2 separate regions of the Homo sapiens genome follow, and region 2 is linked to region 1. A link is a loop called in an ENCODE intact Hi-C map of the cell type or tissue named here. Cell type or tissue: CD4-positive, alpha-beta T cell. All regions are shown on one strand. Links, peaks and the distances in the headings refer to the core of each region. The heading gives the core; the rest is flanking DNA.

Region 1 (7,676 bases), core at 1,206-6,205:
CTTTAGTAGATATCTCCTTTGTCTCTTTTTTTGAAAATTTTAAGTTTTACTTTAGATACAGGAGTACATGTGCAGATTTGTTATTAATACATGGGAATATTGTGTCATGCTGAGGTTCGCCGTATGGATCCTGTCACCCTGGTAGTGAGCATAGTTCCAGATAGGTAGTTTTTTAACCCACCCTACCTTCATCCTCTGGTAGTCTGCAGTGTCTACTGTTCTAATATTTGTGTCCATGTGTGCTCAATGCTTAGCTCCAACTTATAAGTGAGAACATGCAGTATTTGGTTTTCTTTTCCTGTGTTAATTTGCTTAGGATTATGCCTTCCAATTCCATCCATATTGCTAAAGATGACATGATTTCATTCTTTTCATGACTGTGTAGTATTCTATGTACCACATTTTCTTTATCTAGTCTACTATTGATGGGTACCAGGGCTAATTCCATGTCTGTGCTATTGTGAATAGCATTTACATTCCCACCAGCAGTGTATAAGCATTCCCCTTTTCTCCGTAGCCTTACCAACATCTGTTGTTTTTGACTTTTTAATAATGGCCATTCTGACTGGTGTGAGATGTTATCTCATTGAGACTTTTATTTGCATTTCTCTGATAATTAGTGATGCTGGGCATTTCTTTGTTTGTTGGTCATTTGTATGCCTTCTTTTGAGAAGTGTCTGTTCATGTACTTTGCCCATTTTTTAATGGTATTATTTGGTTTTTGCCCATTGATTTGTTTAAGTTCTCTGTAGATTCTGGATATGAGGATTCTGTTGGATGCATAGTTTGTGAAAATCTTCTTCCATTCTGTAGGTTGTCTGTTTATTCTGTTGATAGTTTCTTTCACTGTATAGAAGCTCTTTAGTTAAATTAAGTCCCACTTGTCTATTTCTTGTCTATTTTTGTTTTCGTTGCAATTGCTTTTGGGGACTCAGCCAAAAATTCCTTGCCAAGGCCAATGTTGAGAAGAGTATTTCCTAGGTTTTCTTCTATTATTTTTATAGTTTGAAGTCCTACATTTAAAGCTTTAATCCATTTTGAGTTAATTTTTGTATATGGTGAAAGGAAATTGTCCAGCTTCAGTCGTCTGCATATGGTTAGCCAGTTGTCCCAGCAACATTTATTGAAAAAGGAGTCCTTTCCCCATAGTTTGTTTTTGTTGGCCTTGTTGAAGATTAGATAGTTGTAGGTGTGTGACTTTATTTCTGAGTTTTGCATTCTGTTCCATCAGTCTATTTGTCTGTTTTTGTACCAGTACTAACCTGTTTTGTTTACTGTGGCTTTAAACCATAGTTTGAAGTCAGGTAGTATGATGTCTTTGTTCTCTTTGTTTAGGATTGCTTTGGCTATTCAGGGTCTTTTTTGGTTGCATATGAATTTTAGATATTTTTTTTCTAATTCTGTGATGAATGACATTGGTAGTTTGATAGGAATAGCACTGAGTCGGTAAATTGCTTTGGGCAGTATGGCCATTTTTACAATATTGATTCTTCTAATATATGAGCATAGAATATTTTTCCATTTATTTGTGTAGTCTCTGATTTCTTTCAGCAATGTTTTGCAGTTCTCCTTGTAGAGATATTTTACCTCCTTGGTAAATACCAGGCTGTATTTCTAGGTATTTCATTTTCTTTGTGGCTATTGTAAGTGGAATTGTATTCTTGATTTCACTCTCAGCCTGGATGTTGTTTGTGTATAGAAATGCTACTAATTTTTTTACATAGATTTTGTACCTTGAAACTTTACTAAAGTTGTTAATAAATTCTAGGAGCTTTTTGGCAGTCTTTAGGATTTTCTAGGTATAGAATCTCTTTCTGATGTAAAATCTCTTGTACATCTAATTGTTTTCTTTTTGTTTCCTTTAAGACTTCATTTACTATAGTTTCTTTCAGTATTTGATATTTAGTCTGATTGTGTCTTCCAGATGATGCATTGGAAACTTGATCCCCAGCCCAGCAGTGTCGAGAGGCAGGGCCTTTTGGGAGGTGTTTAGGTGATGAGGGCTTCACCCTGATGAATGGATTAATGCTGCTATAGAAAGGGCTTGTGGGAATGGGTTCATTCTCTTTTGGCCTTCCACCTTCTTTCATGTGAGGGCACCACAAGAAGGCCCTCACCAGATGCTGGTGCCATGATCCTCACCTTCCCAGCCTCAAGAACTGTAAGAAATGAATTTTTGTTCTTTATAGATTACCCAGTCTCAAGTATTCTGTTATAGCAACACCAAACAAACTAAGACAAAAATTGGAATCAGAATAGTGAGGCTTTGTTACAACCAATATCTAAAAATGTGGAAGCAGCATTTAAACTATGTAGTGAGTAGAGGCTGAGACAGTTTTGAACTGAGTGCTGAAGAAGCCTGTATTTCCATAAATGGAGCATTAAGGGCAATTCTGGTGAAGTCTTAAAAGAAGAGAAGAGCTGTAAGCCAAAACCTGTATCTTCTTAGAGATTACTTAAGTGATTATGAAGAGAATGTAGAAATATGGACAGTAAAGGCCATTTCAATGAGGTCTCAGATTGAAAGGAGGAACAAGGTAGTACAAACTAGAGAAAAGGTGATCCTTGCTATGAAGAGGCAAAGAACTTGACTGAATTGTGTTTTTGTCCTAAGACTTTGTGAAAGACAGAACTTAACAATGAACCAGGATATCTGGCAGAAGAAATCTCCAGGTAGCAAAAAATGTAGGGTGCTGTGTGGCGTCTTTTAATTGCTTATAGTAAAAGGTGAAAAGAGAGAAAGTATTTAAAGATAGAATTTATAATCAAAAGGGAAGCAGAATGTAAAGATTTGGAAAATTCTTAGCCTGGCCATGTCAAGAACAAAAAAGCATCTTTAGGAAAAGCAGCCAAGGGTATGGCCAAGTAACTGTTTGATAAGGAAATTAGTGTGAATAGAAGGAAGTCAGGCGCTATTCATCAAGACAATGGGAGAGTAGCCCCAAAGTCATTTTGGAGATCTTCAAGCCTGCTCCTCTCATCACTGACCCAGAGAGCAAGAGCTATGGAGGCATAGCTACCTCCAGCTAGATTTCAATGGATGTCTCAGGCAGTCTCGGAGCCCAGGCAGAGACCTGCTGCAGAATTGGAGTGACCACAGAGAGCCTCCATTAGAGCAATATCCAGCGGAAATGCGGGGTGGGGGCTGCCACAGAGAGTCCTCACTAGGATAATGCCTAGTGCAGCCATGGGAGCAAGGCTCCTCCCAAGACCCCAGAACTGCCGAGCTACCAGTATGCAGCACAAGCCTGAGAAAACCATAAGCTTTTGACTTAAATGTGTGAGGACTGACACACGGGTTGTCTGAGGCCTTGAAACCCAACTCCAGCCTTCTAGTGCGCCAGAAGGCAGAACATGGAGTCCAAAGAGACTATTCTCAAGCCTTGAGATTCAATGTCATTTGCCCTATTGGGATTTTTACTTACTTGAAACTTGTTATTCTTTTCTTTTGTATTTCTCTTTCTTGAAATGAGAATGTCTATCATACGTCTGAGACACCATTATATTTTAAAAGTACATAATTTGTTTGATTTTATAGGCTCACAGCTGGAGAGCATTTTGCCTCAGTATGAAGTACTTCACACACATATTTGATGTAGATGAGACTCTGGACTTAAACTTTAAAGTTGGTGCTGGAGTGAGTTAAGACTTAGGGCTACTGGGTTGGAATAAACGTATTTTGCATGTGAGAAGGAAATGAAATTTGAGGGCCCAGGGTGGAATGGTATGATCTGAATATGTCCCCCAAATTTATGTGTTGGCAACTTGATCCCCGTGCAATGGTATTGAGAGGTAGGGCCTTGAGGGAAGTGTTTAAGTCCTGAGGGATCTGCCCTCATAAAAGGATTAATGCTGCTTTAAAAAGGGCTTATGGAAGTGAGTTCATTTTTTATATGGTTTGGCTGTGTCCTGACCCAAATCTCATCCCGTAATCCACACGTGTCATAGGAGGGACCCAGTGGGAGGTAATTGAATAATGGGGGCAGTTACCTTTATGCTTTTGTCATGATTGTGAGTGAATTATTATGAGATCTGATGGTTTTATAAGGGGTTTTCACCCTTCTGCTCAGCATTTCTCTTTGCTGCCACCATGTGAGGAAGGACATATTTGCTTCCCCTTCCACCATGATTGTAAGTTTCTTGAGGCCTCTTCAGCTATGTTAAACTGTGAGTCAATTAAACCTCTTTCCTTTATAAATTATTTAGTGTTAGGTATGTCTTTATTAGCAGCATAAGAAAGGACTGATACAATTCTCTTTTGCCTTTCTGCCTTCTGCCACGTGGTAACAAGCAAGAAGGCCCACCAGATGCTAGTGCCATAATCATCACCTTCTCAGTCTCCAGAACTGTGAGACATATATTTCTGTTTTTTATAAATTATTCAGTCTTAAGGATTCTGTCATTGCAGCACCAAATGGAATAAGATGTTATTCTACACATATGTTTATTTGTATTTATTTTATTAATCCTGCTGCTTCTGCTTATTTTATATGACCATCTATCAGCCATGATCTTCTTAAATATTTCCCCTTGGCCACTAATTATATGTTATCCTCTCATAATTCTTATTTGAGCTTGACTTTCTCATTCTCTTGTTTCTGTTTCTTAATCTCTCATATTTTACATTTCTTTATCTTCTCATATATTTTGTATAATTTTTTACATGTATGTTTTAGTTTGCTATTTTCATCTTCAGCTGATAGTCTTCTATTTTATACTTTTCGAGTTAAATTTGTGTGTGTCTACATGTGTGATATTCAGTATTCATACAGAAAAATGTGTTAAACATATATAGTGGTAATATAAAATGCATGCACCTCTACTTAGGTAAAAAAATAGAATATTATCAATACCTTAGACTCCTCCTGTGTGTCTCTCTCAATCATACTTTCCTCCACTGGTAACCATTGTCCTGACTTTTTGTTAACCATTTTCATTAGCCAGCATTCTCCAGAGAAACATAACCAATAGGATATGTGTAGGGGTAGCTAGATAGAGATACAGATAGATAGATAGATAGATAGATAGATAGATAGATAGATAGTCCTTTGTTCTATGTAAGCCTTCAACTTATCGGATGAGGCCCACCCACATTACGGAGGGCGATATACTTTACTCAAAATCCACTGATTTAAATGTTAATTTCATCTGGAAGACCCTCACCAAAACATCCAGAATAATGTTTGACCAGACATCTGGGCACTATGGCCCAGCCAAATTGACACATAAAATTAGCTCTCACAATTCTACTCCTTATCAATCTGGCACCCATATGCATCTCTTTAAACTATCCTTAATCTCCAAATAAAGACAATAAAAATGTCATAATTCAACCTAATATGATACACCTGTCTTGAGTACAAGCAAAAACACACTAACCCTCTCCTCAGAAGAGGATACAAAGTTCTTGGGTGGTGTTTACCCTTTTCCTTGGCATTCCATAAGGTAAATACTATGATATAAAGTTACCAATACTTAAGTACTTAAATAAACTTATCTTAAATACAAAGTCAATACTTCTTATGTTACATTGTAATGGGCTAAGAAAGTGAAGAAAACAAAGACATTTGCTATGTATACACACACACAAACATATTCATAACAAAATAAGGAAGAAATACTCGTGACAGTTAGAGTCCTTCTTTCATAACTGATCCTCTGAGCATAGCTGGTATTTATAACAAACTTCTTTCACTACTCCTTTTGTATTGCCTTTGCTTTCAGCAGGCACCTAAGCTGGCATGGTTTTTTACCTGGTGGGGTAACCCAAACTTTCATTCTTGAAGAATCTGGGTCATTAGTAGCCGTGTCTGAACTGAGATGTAGTTTTTTATTGACCTTAATCACAGGGTATGGTAAGAGGCATCTAAGGGATCTCTTTTTTTCAGACATGCTCTTCTCTATATCCTTTGTAAAATAGCAGTCCATTTTCATCTTGGTAGCCTGGATGAATCACCCCAGCCAGCACAGTAACTCTCTTCTTTGCCCTTTGATTTAGAGACATGAGGACACTAAAGTAGTTGTGTTAGTATTAACTTCCAGTTCAATGAAATCATTGTTGTGTTTCTTCCCTCTAGAACACTCTAGAACTAAGACTTATAGGCAAGCAGAGCACAAGGTCATGAGAACAGGAGGCAAACATTATGCTAGTGGGTCACCAGGAATTATAGTGAGTGGTGCTGCTCCTATTTCTATTTCTTGATTCCTGGATCCATGAATCCTGACTACAGGAGAAACAGCACCATGTACTAGGTGCTGACTCAGAACCTCCTAGAGAACCTTGCCTCAGCCTTGCAAGGTGTTGCCACCTAGCTAGCAATGCAGCTGAGTCTTCAAAAGGCCATTCCATTGTCCCACCAGGCTAGCTGTTTTAGCATAGTGGGAAACATGGCTAAGTCCATGGAATTCCATAAGCATGGGCCAATTGATGCACTTTATTTACTGGTAAGTGAGTTCCTTGATCAGAAGCAATACTGTGTAAAATACTGGGACAGTAGATAAGGTATTCTGTAACTCCATGGATGACAGTTTTGGAAGAAACATTGTGTGCAGGAATTGAAAATTTATATGCAGAGTAAGTGTCTATTCCAGTAAGAATAAAATCATGCCCGAGTTTTCTCTTTCTGTCAACTGATGGTAGGAAACTTTCTATGAGGCGATAGGTGCAAGCTGGGAGAGTCGAGGTAGAGTAATAAGGGATCATGGGCATTTGAGCCACTTCTTCATGTAACTTACTTATGCCTTCCGGGCCTGCTCAGGCCTGATCCTATCTATAATACTTCCATTTGATAATGGAGTGCTGCTGTGCATGCCCAACTTTATGGGTTGGTTTGTCAGTTAACATCCATTTCACAATGGGAAGCTCAGGTTGCATGCTGAGTTAGTGAGCTGTGGTTAAATGTTCAGTTTCTGCTAAGACACAATAGCAGGCTAAGAATTGTTTCTCAAAAGGAGAGTAGTTATCTGCAGGGGATGGCAAGACTGCTCCAAAATCCCAAGGGCCTGCTCTTTGATTCATCTGTAGCGGTATACCAAAGGCCACAAACGGCTTCCCTGTTTGCCACTTACACTTCAAGCACTATTGGATATGCTGGATCATATGGCCCAAGTGGCAGAGCAGCTTACATGGATCTGCTGCAGAGTCTTCTCTTGTTCTGGGCCTCACTCAAAACTAGAAGTTTTTGAGTTATTCAGTAAATGGGAATGGAGTAGTGCACCGAAATGAGGAATGTGTTGCCTCCAAAATCTCAAGAAGCCCACTAGGCTTGGTGCTGCTTTTTTTTTGGTTGTTGTATTAGATCATTCTTGTATTGCTATAAAGAAATACCTGAGACTGGGTAATTTATAAAGAAAAGAGGTTTAATTGGCTCATCGTTCTGCAGGCTACACAGGAAGCATGATACTGGCATCTGCTCTGCTTATGGGGAGGCCTCAGGAAACTTACAATCATGGCAGAAGGTAAAGGGGGAGCAGGCATATCACATGGCCAGCACAGGAGTAAGAAAGACAAGCAAGAGTTGCTACACACTTTTAAATGGTCACAAGAACTCACTCACTATTGTGAGGACAGGGATGGTATGAGAAACTGCATTCATGATCCAATCACCTCCTATCAGGCTCCACCTCTAACACTGGGGATTACATTTCAACATGAGATTTGGCTAAGACATCCAAAC
Region 2 (7,676 bases), core at 1,653-6,652, 120 kb before region 1:
TTTTGTTTCCCTTTCCCTTTAATTTGTAATTCTTATTTTGAGCAAGAAGGGGAAAAGGTGATTTAAAAATTTGAATAAGTTTTCTACTGGGTCCTATGTGCGGTTTAATGCCTAGGAAAGTTTATTAAGCTTGAGGTTTGCCTTTAAAAAAAATTTCTCTGGTAGGAAAGACTTTTGCCCTTACTTCTCCTTTGAGAGTATCTTTAATTAGGAAATACCCTCATTTGATGTCTGCCCAATCCAACTGCCACCGTTAGCTAATTTTAGTCTTCGCTAAAGTTAAGACAAACAATTTGGGGAATTCCATATGGTGCAAGATTACAGCCTCTTAGAATTTTAAAGCTGGGTCAGACATTCTTTAAATTAGCTCGTGACTCTCATTTTATTGATTAGAACACTGAAGACTGAAATGCAGCAACTTGCCAAAGTTTAGGCATAAAGTTAAAAGGAATTGGGTCAAGAACTCAGAATTTCTTATTCCTTGTACAGAAAATGCTCATCTATGTCCTACGCCATAGATGCATGTGTGAATAAACATTTTCTTTAAAGGAATATTCTTCATAAATGAATTTTATTTTAAAATTTATCACAGAAAGTGACTTTTTTCCTTTTGGTATAAAATCCTATGGATTTTATTTCATGTACAGATTTGTGTAATCCCTACCAGGATTGAGCACAGTTCTATCACTTTGAAAAAATTTCTCATGTCATTCTTTATGAATGTAAATTCATAAAAATACATATTTGTAAAACATAATCTAAAACATAATGTAAATTCATACAAATATATATTTGTAATTTATTTAGGAATATAAATTCAAACCCTTTTCCCAACCCCTGGCAACCATTGACCTATGTCACTATAGTTTTTTTTTTCTTTTTTTAGGATGTCTTTTAAATGTATTCTTATATAGCATGCAATTTTTTGAGACTGACTTATTTCATAAGCATAATGCCTTTAAGATTCATCTGAGTTGTTGCATGTATCAACAATTTGTTCCTTTTTATTGCTACCAGTATTCCATTGTTTGGATCTACCACGGTTTGTTTATCTACTAACCTAGTAAGGGACTGTTGAATTGGCTTCAGAGAACGGATAATTGAAAAGTTTTCCTGAGAACTAGGCAGATGGAAAAGTGTGAATCTGTGACAGGATGACCAACCATCCCAGTTTGACTGGGACTATACTGGTTTTAGTACTGAGAATTCTGTGTTCTAGGTAACTTCTCAGTCCTGTTGTTCACATGTGACTCGGGCTGATCTTAGATGGAATTGTAACCAAGTCAAAATTTGTCTGCTTTCCTGTTTCTACCTAAAGGTACATCTTTTTTCTTTTCTTTTTCTCCCTAACCAAATCCAGCTTTTATCAAAGGACCTGATAAACCCATTCACATTAAGCTGCACATTTCAGATGTAAATTTCCAAGTTATCTTATAAGGGACAGTTACATTTTAAGCTGAGGAATGAGAACCTGTAACATAGAGACATGTAGCATTTTGCAACATATAAATACAGATGGGGAGGTTTTTTTTTGAGCTTCTCATCACCCATAAAGTAATTATTCCCTTCAGAAGGAAAAGATGCTGAACAATCCAGTATCTTGTTGGTGTCTCTTTGCAAAGAAGCAACTAGGGGCAGCTCATCTTCTACCTGTGAGTTCCCATGAGTTCAGCCTGTCCTAATCTAGGTTCAAGTGCTTAATGTGTACAAATGTCTGGGCATGTGAAGCACTCAGAGTGAAGGCAAAGCCTTTAGTAGCCCTTGCAAGAGCCCCACTTCAGCTCCTGCTTTCATCTGCACAAATGGGCAAGCTGAAGAACAATCAACTCTGCATCTGAAGACTGGGCCAGGAGGTTAGGAATAGAAGATCATCTCCCAGGACAACACTCAGAAGTAGTCTGCTTAGGGATAGTAACTGAAATGTTTAATATATATGCAGGTGGCTTCATGTTATAGTGGTTTAGATTCCCGACTCTGGAACCAAATGCTTTGGGTTTCAATCTAAGTCTAGGCTTTCTACCTGTTTCCTTGACACAGTTTCTTCACTGGTAAAATGGGAATATCAATAATATATATCTCATGGGACTTTTGTGAAGCTTAGATGGAATGATGACTGTCAAATGCATTGAAGTTAGTAATGAATGTTAGCTATTTTTATGATGAAATTAAGGTGAAGGTTATGGAGGACCTTGTAATAGTATAAGAACAGATATCTCCTATGCCATTTGAAAGCTTTCTCAGCTTAAGTGGGACCATAAACACTCATTATGTCCTATGTCTGATTTCTTTATGAATAAATGAGAAATTAGTTACAGAAAATAAATGCGGTGTTTATATATAAGGCAGATCTAGATAGTCACAATAGTCAGAGTTCAAGAGGAAACTGATGGAACCAGCCTCTTTTGTTCCTTTTACCAAGAAAGAAAAACTTTCTCAGAAGCTTCCCCAGTTGAACACTGGATTGCATGGCCACCTCTAGCAGAAAGAGAGGTTGGGAGGGTAAAGCATTCCCTGGCTAAGGCCAATTATTGTCCATTGCATAATGCTAGAAGAAAATGAATAACTGGGTAGGCAAGTGACAGAGTTCACTCACACATTAGAGTCCTTTTTATTTTTATTTTGTTACATTAGCTAGCCCCAATGAATTTCTCCTTCTTGTAATCATAAAAACACATGATGCTTTTCAGATGCTCTGATACTGTCAGTTGCTTGGACTCTGGAACTCTTTCGTGGTCCATGAATTGGGCTAGGAAAAAGGCTCTTCTGCTCCTGCCTTTCAGAAGAAGATGGAACCAAGGGGGCTGCAGGTATTACTAAATACCCTCACTTGCCACCACTGCATCTCAGGGACTTGGCCCAGGCCAGGCAGAATTGGTGCCCAAAGCCCAACAAGAAGGAGTCCTGTGAAAAGGGCTGTGGTTCCTATCCATGTTCCTAGAAAAACAGCATGTTTTTCTATGGCCAGGTCATGTGAGGCATATCCCAAACTCTGTTTCTGCTGCTTCTCCGTGTTAGAGAGTTGTCTCACTACACAGATAGCACTCTTGTGGGCCAAAGCCTATGTGACCTACTATAAAGACCTGTTCATTCTGTGATATCCAGAATTATCTAGTTTTCATAACTAAATTCATAATCAAAAGAGTCACCAAATGTTAAGAAGAAATACCTTAAGCATTTGCTCAAATGGATTCATATATGTGTGAAGGATTGACAGTTCTAACCTCCTTATCAATATGGTTATATTCAAAAGCATGACTTCAGCTTACACATTCTAATAAGTAGAGGGACAGAAGAGATAAGAGAGCAGGTCTGAGGGTGTCAGGACCAAAGCCTCTTGGCTTGTAATGCAGCTGAAGACTAAATTTGAAGGAAGACTTTCTGTCTCCATTGTTCCTCCACACTACACTACCTAATCCTCAGACTCTTTCATCAGCCTTCCAATTTCCCTCTACATCACCCTTCAATTGGAATAGAATTTAGTCCTAGATTAAATGAGATATAATATATCAAGTAGTCCAAATCCTTCGTTTTACAGATGAGTAAAATGAAGCCCAGACTGGTTCATTTACACTCCCAGGATATGTAACTTCATGGCAGAAGAAAGAATAAGGATCTTTTGAACCTAGTTGCTTTAAATAAATGGTGACCTGAATTTCCTAACATCTCTGAATCACTGTCCATGTGACCACACATTCAGTTAGGCTCAAATAATACCAGGCAGGTAAAAATAGCAGTGTGGTTTGACCACTTCTCCATTTCCCTGGAGATAAGCTCACTATCACTCTTCTACTTTTGACAGCAGTGCTGTGGTTTTATATTCACTATTTTATCAGACTTCAGGTTTTAATGTAATTATGACTTGGGGCTACTTTAGAGAAAATTATGATAAAAGCATACATAAATGAGATCAGGGTGAGTCCAGAGAATGAGGAGAGAAGAGTGAGAGGCAGGAAATCCCCTGGAACTTTGCAGAGGTGCCAGGGAAGAAGTGAGAGCCATGTGGGATGTGATGCATTGGTGATGCCATGTCAAAGCCCTGGATTAGGACTCAGAAGACCTCATATACTTTGGGTGGTTTCATTTTTATGAACCTTGGTGAGTCTTTCCATATGGTTGGACCAGGTGATTTTAACTGTTACTTGTGGCTTTTCTGACTAAAGGGCTTTGTCTGAGAAAGAAGCACTTTTGAAGTGAGCTTTGTCACGTGAAGCTGTGGCAAAGATGATGTCATACAACTTTAGTTCCGGTTACATTGATCATTCACCCCAATCAGCTGACAGGCTGCGCAATGATTTTTGAATCTGCCATATAGCTCTCACCAGAATGTGGCAATCACAGGCACTGTGGACTGGGAGACGTCCTTTCAGATGTGAATGAGAAGATGCTGGAGGGTCCCCAAAGACAGAATAGAAAAATTCTTTGCTGAATTCAACCTACACCAGCTATAGGGGTTGAAAAATACAATTTAAAAATTAGTATATTCTAAATTTGGACTCAAGGGCAGATGGTTCATAATGAGCACAAATGTCCAAGTTTTCCCATCAGATGGTCATCAGAAGGACACCATGGGCTACTCAATAGGTATTTAGTGACTGTGCAGAAAGGGCAGTCATTTTAGAGAATACAAAGAAGATAGGGCTCCAAGGTAGTTAAAGCAATGGAAATAAGGCCAGCTCCCATAAATCACTTTTCAGAAATATCTCTCCAATGGGGAATGGGGGTGGGGTCAAAACAAGATACAGTGATAGAAATGGTTGGTAGATTAAATTTTGTAACCTGAATTTTTAAAGATAATAGGCATTTAAAATATTTCATCTCATTGTCAGCACAAGTTTCCAGAATTTTTGGCCAGAAAATACAATTGCTAAAAACATAAGATTATTTGTCCATGAAATTGATCATGTACTTAATAAATAGGCCTACGAGATATCAGAATGAGCCTATAATCTTTTGCCTCTTTGTTTTCCTTTGCTTGGCATTATGGTGAACTATATTTAGGAAGGCCAAACACGTTCTTCCTCAAACTTGGTTTCTCTTTGGCCAGACCCCATGTTCCCTTGTTCCTTCCGTTTCACTGGGGTGTGCTCAATGAAAAGTATTTCAATTTTAATTTTTATTAACCTCACAAATTATTTGCTGGTAAGATTAAAAAAGAAGACACATGAGCTGTGACACAGAAGAAATAGTGTTATTGGTGCTCAGTGGCTGAGGGTCAGATTTCAGTTCCTTATACTGGCTGTGTGACTTTGTACGAGTTCCTGAGTCTGTCTGGGTTTCAAATCCTCACAGAAAATGAGAATTGGAACGGGTGAACTTTAAGCCTCCGCAAACTCCAACATTTTATGTGTCTATGCATTCCAAAGTCCAATGTTAGTGATATTTAAACCCCTGGTACAGATTAGTCACACAGATGCAGCCTCCATTAGTGTTATCAATACTCATAGCTGACACTGATTGATTGCTTCCTTGGTGCCAGCTCTTTCTGAAATCGATTTCTGAAATCTTACTTATTTCTAAAATAGCTGTGTGTGACAGGTGTTATTATTGCTACTTTATAGATGATGAAACCGAGGCTAAGTGGGGCTAAGAAATAGTTACGTAAGTTATGAGGCTGATTTTGAAATTCAGGCTGTCTGACTCCAAAGCTTATGCTTAATCCAGATACCCTGAACAGTACAAAGTTGACGAATTTATGAATCAATGAGGAATATCTCTCAGAAACACAATTTTAAGGTGCAGAATATAACCCTGCACTAAACTTATTTCAACCAGGTATTTTTGTTCACTTAGATTATTTGTTTCTGGTTGAGAGAGCAGATGATTTATTTGGTCGTTCGAGGGGTCTGTATAAAAAAAATCATTTGTATCAACTTTGATAGTTGGTAAAGCCAGAGCATCTCAGTTTGGATGTCTACTTCCCGAGGAAACTGCAATCTCTCACATCCCAATTTGAGAAATACTAGTTCACAAGAGGTTTCTAGTGCCTCTTCAGAGAGATTCACACAGTTTTGGTGAATGTTGGGAGATAAAAACTATGTAAGGAACCATCACCATCCACACACACATGTCTAATTCTGTAGGGCAGGGTAGATGAAACCTGAGTTGGCTTGAAGGTTTATGATGTCAGTTCTCTGATCTGGGATGGTGGTTACTACTTCACTTTTGAGGAGTTGGGTGAACTCAAGAAAAGCGTTTTCGTTTTGTTGTTTCATCTTTCAATTAGGTGAACTTTAAAAAGGGAAGTTATTAGTTTTCTCCTGACTTTAAAATCCCCTGCCATAATCTGTCTTTTTTTCCTGTTTTGGTAAGCATTACAGTTTGTGGTATATATATTTTTTGATCTGTAGGATTTCTTCACTATATCTGAGGGGCTGCTCTATCAAGCAAAGCTTCTATATATCCATGTATTGCCAAGTAAAATTGGACCTCAGATATTCTTTCATAACATTGCAAAGACTTTACAAAAATTAAGCACAAATTACCAATCACAGCCTCCTGGTTTATACATAATTACTGTCCAGTATTTTATCACTAGCCTGATTTTTATCATTCCCTCCCATTACTATTATTATTTTATATAGTCAGTGTTCAAATTTTGGCACATATTTTTGTTCACTTAGATTATTTCCTCACATTCTCTGCTCACCAATCTTTCTTGTGTTTCAGATTTTTCTTTTGGATCATTTTCACTTCTTCCTGGAATATACTCTTTAATCAGTGACTCTTAGGTGAAAATATTCAGCTTTGTATTGAAAATTTTCAGTTTTTCTTGAAAATATCTTTATTCCGCTGTCATTCTTGAAGGATGGCTTGGCTGGCTATGTATTACCAGGCTGAGTTATCTTCTCTCAGAAGACTGAAAATATTCTTTCACAGTCTTCTGCTTTTCATTATTGCTGTTGAGAAGTCAACTCTCAATTTAGTTCTTATTTATTTGTAGGTAATTTTTCTTTGCTTTCTAGCTACTTTAAACATCTTTCATTTCTCTTTCTTGTTCTGCAGTATCTAGATATTGGTTTCTTTTTATTTATTCTGGTTGGCATTGTAGTAGTTTTTTATTGCTGTGTATAAACTACCACAAACTTGCATCTTGAAACAGCATCTCTTTATTGGTTCACAGTTCTATAAGTTTGGCAGGGTGGCATGACAGGATTCTCTGCTTGGGATCCTACAAAGCTGAATTCAATATGTCAAACAGGTTGAGTTTTCATTTAGAGGCTCTGGGGAAATTTTGCTTCCAAACTCAGTCAGTTTGTTGGCAGAATTAAATTCCTTGTGGTTGTAGGAATGAGGTCTTCATTTATTTGCTGGCTGTCAGCCAGAGATGTTTGCAACTCCTAGAGGCCACCCATATTCCTTGCCTTGTGGCTCTCTAAGTTTTCTAGCCAGTAACAATCTGTCAACTTTCTTAAAGTTGATTGTGCCACATGATATAACCTAATCCTGGGGGTAAAATTGATCATATTAACAATCCTAGAGATTAGGCAAAACATGTACACCAGGTGGCAGGGAACTGTGAAGGATGTCTTGGAATTATGCCTACCAAAGTCATTTATTGAGATTCTTTAATTCAGAGACATCTTTCCATGATCACTTGTTAACTATTGCTTTATTTTAAACACTTCATGGTATTATAATGTGTGGATATGAGATATAGACAGATTGATATCTCTCAA

Evidence for each region. A loop is a pair of places that touch in the nucleus more often than their neighbours do. Peaks named below come from ENCODE experiments on the same cell type or tissue, not always from the same donor. Only the 100,000 strongest peaks of a DNase experiment are listed, where the experiment ranks them.
Region 2: it touches region 1 in a loop (3-fold over the local background); 3 of 110 quality-filtered maps call a loop at or near these places.

Annotation. Positions count from the first base shown.
Region 1 is chr5:40,363,857-40,371,532 of GRCh38, reverse strand. No RefSeq gene overlaps it. Among named protein-coding and RNA genes, the nearest start is that of LINC00604, 130 kb to the right of the region's middle. In CD4-positive, alpha-beta T cell, for the core only: no CTCF peak of the experiment used is centred there; a DNase peak (open chromatin) is centred at 4,082.
Region 2 is chr5:40,483,142-40,490,817 of GRCh38, reverse strand. No RefSeq gene overlaps it. Among named protein-coding and RNA genes, the nearest start is that of PTGER4, 190 kb to the left of the region's middle. RefSeq lists a cis regulatory region at 311 and enhancers at 236-385, 4,013-4,072. In CD4-positive, alpha-beta T cell, for the core only: no CTCF peak of the experiment used is centred there; DNase peaks (open chromatin) are centred at 3,697, 4,217, 5,237 and 6,127; H3K27ac peaks cover 287 bases.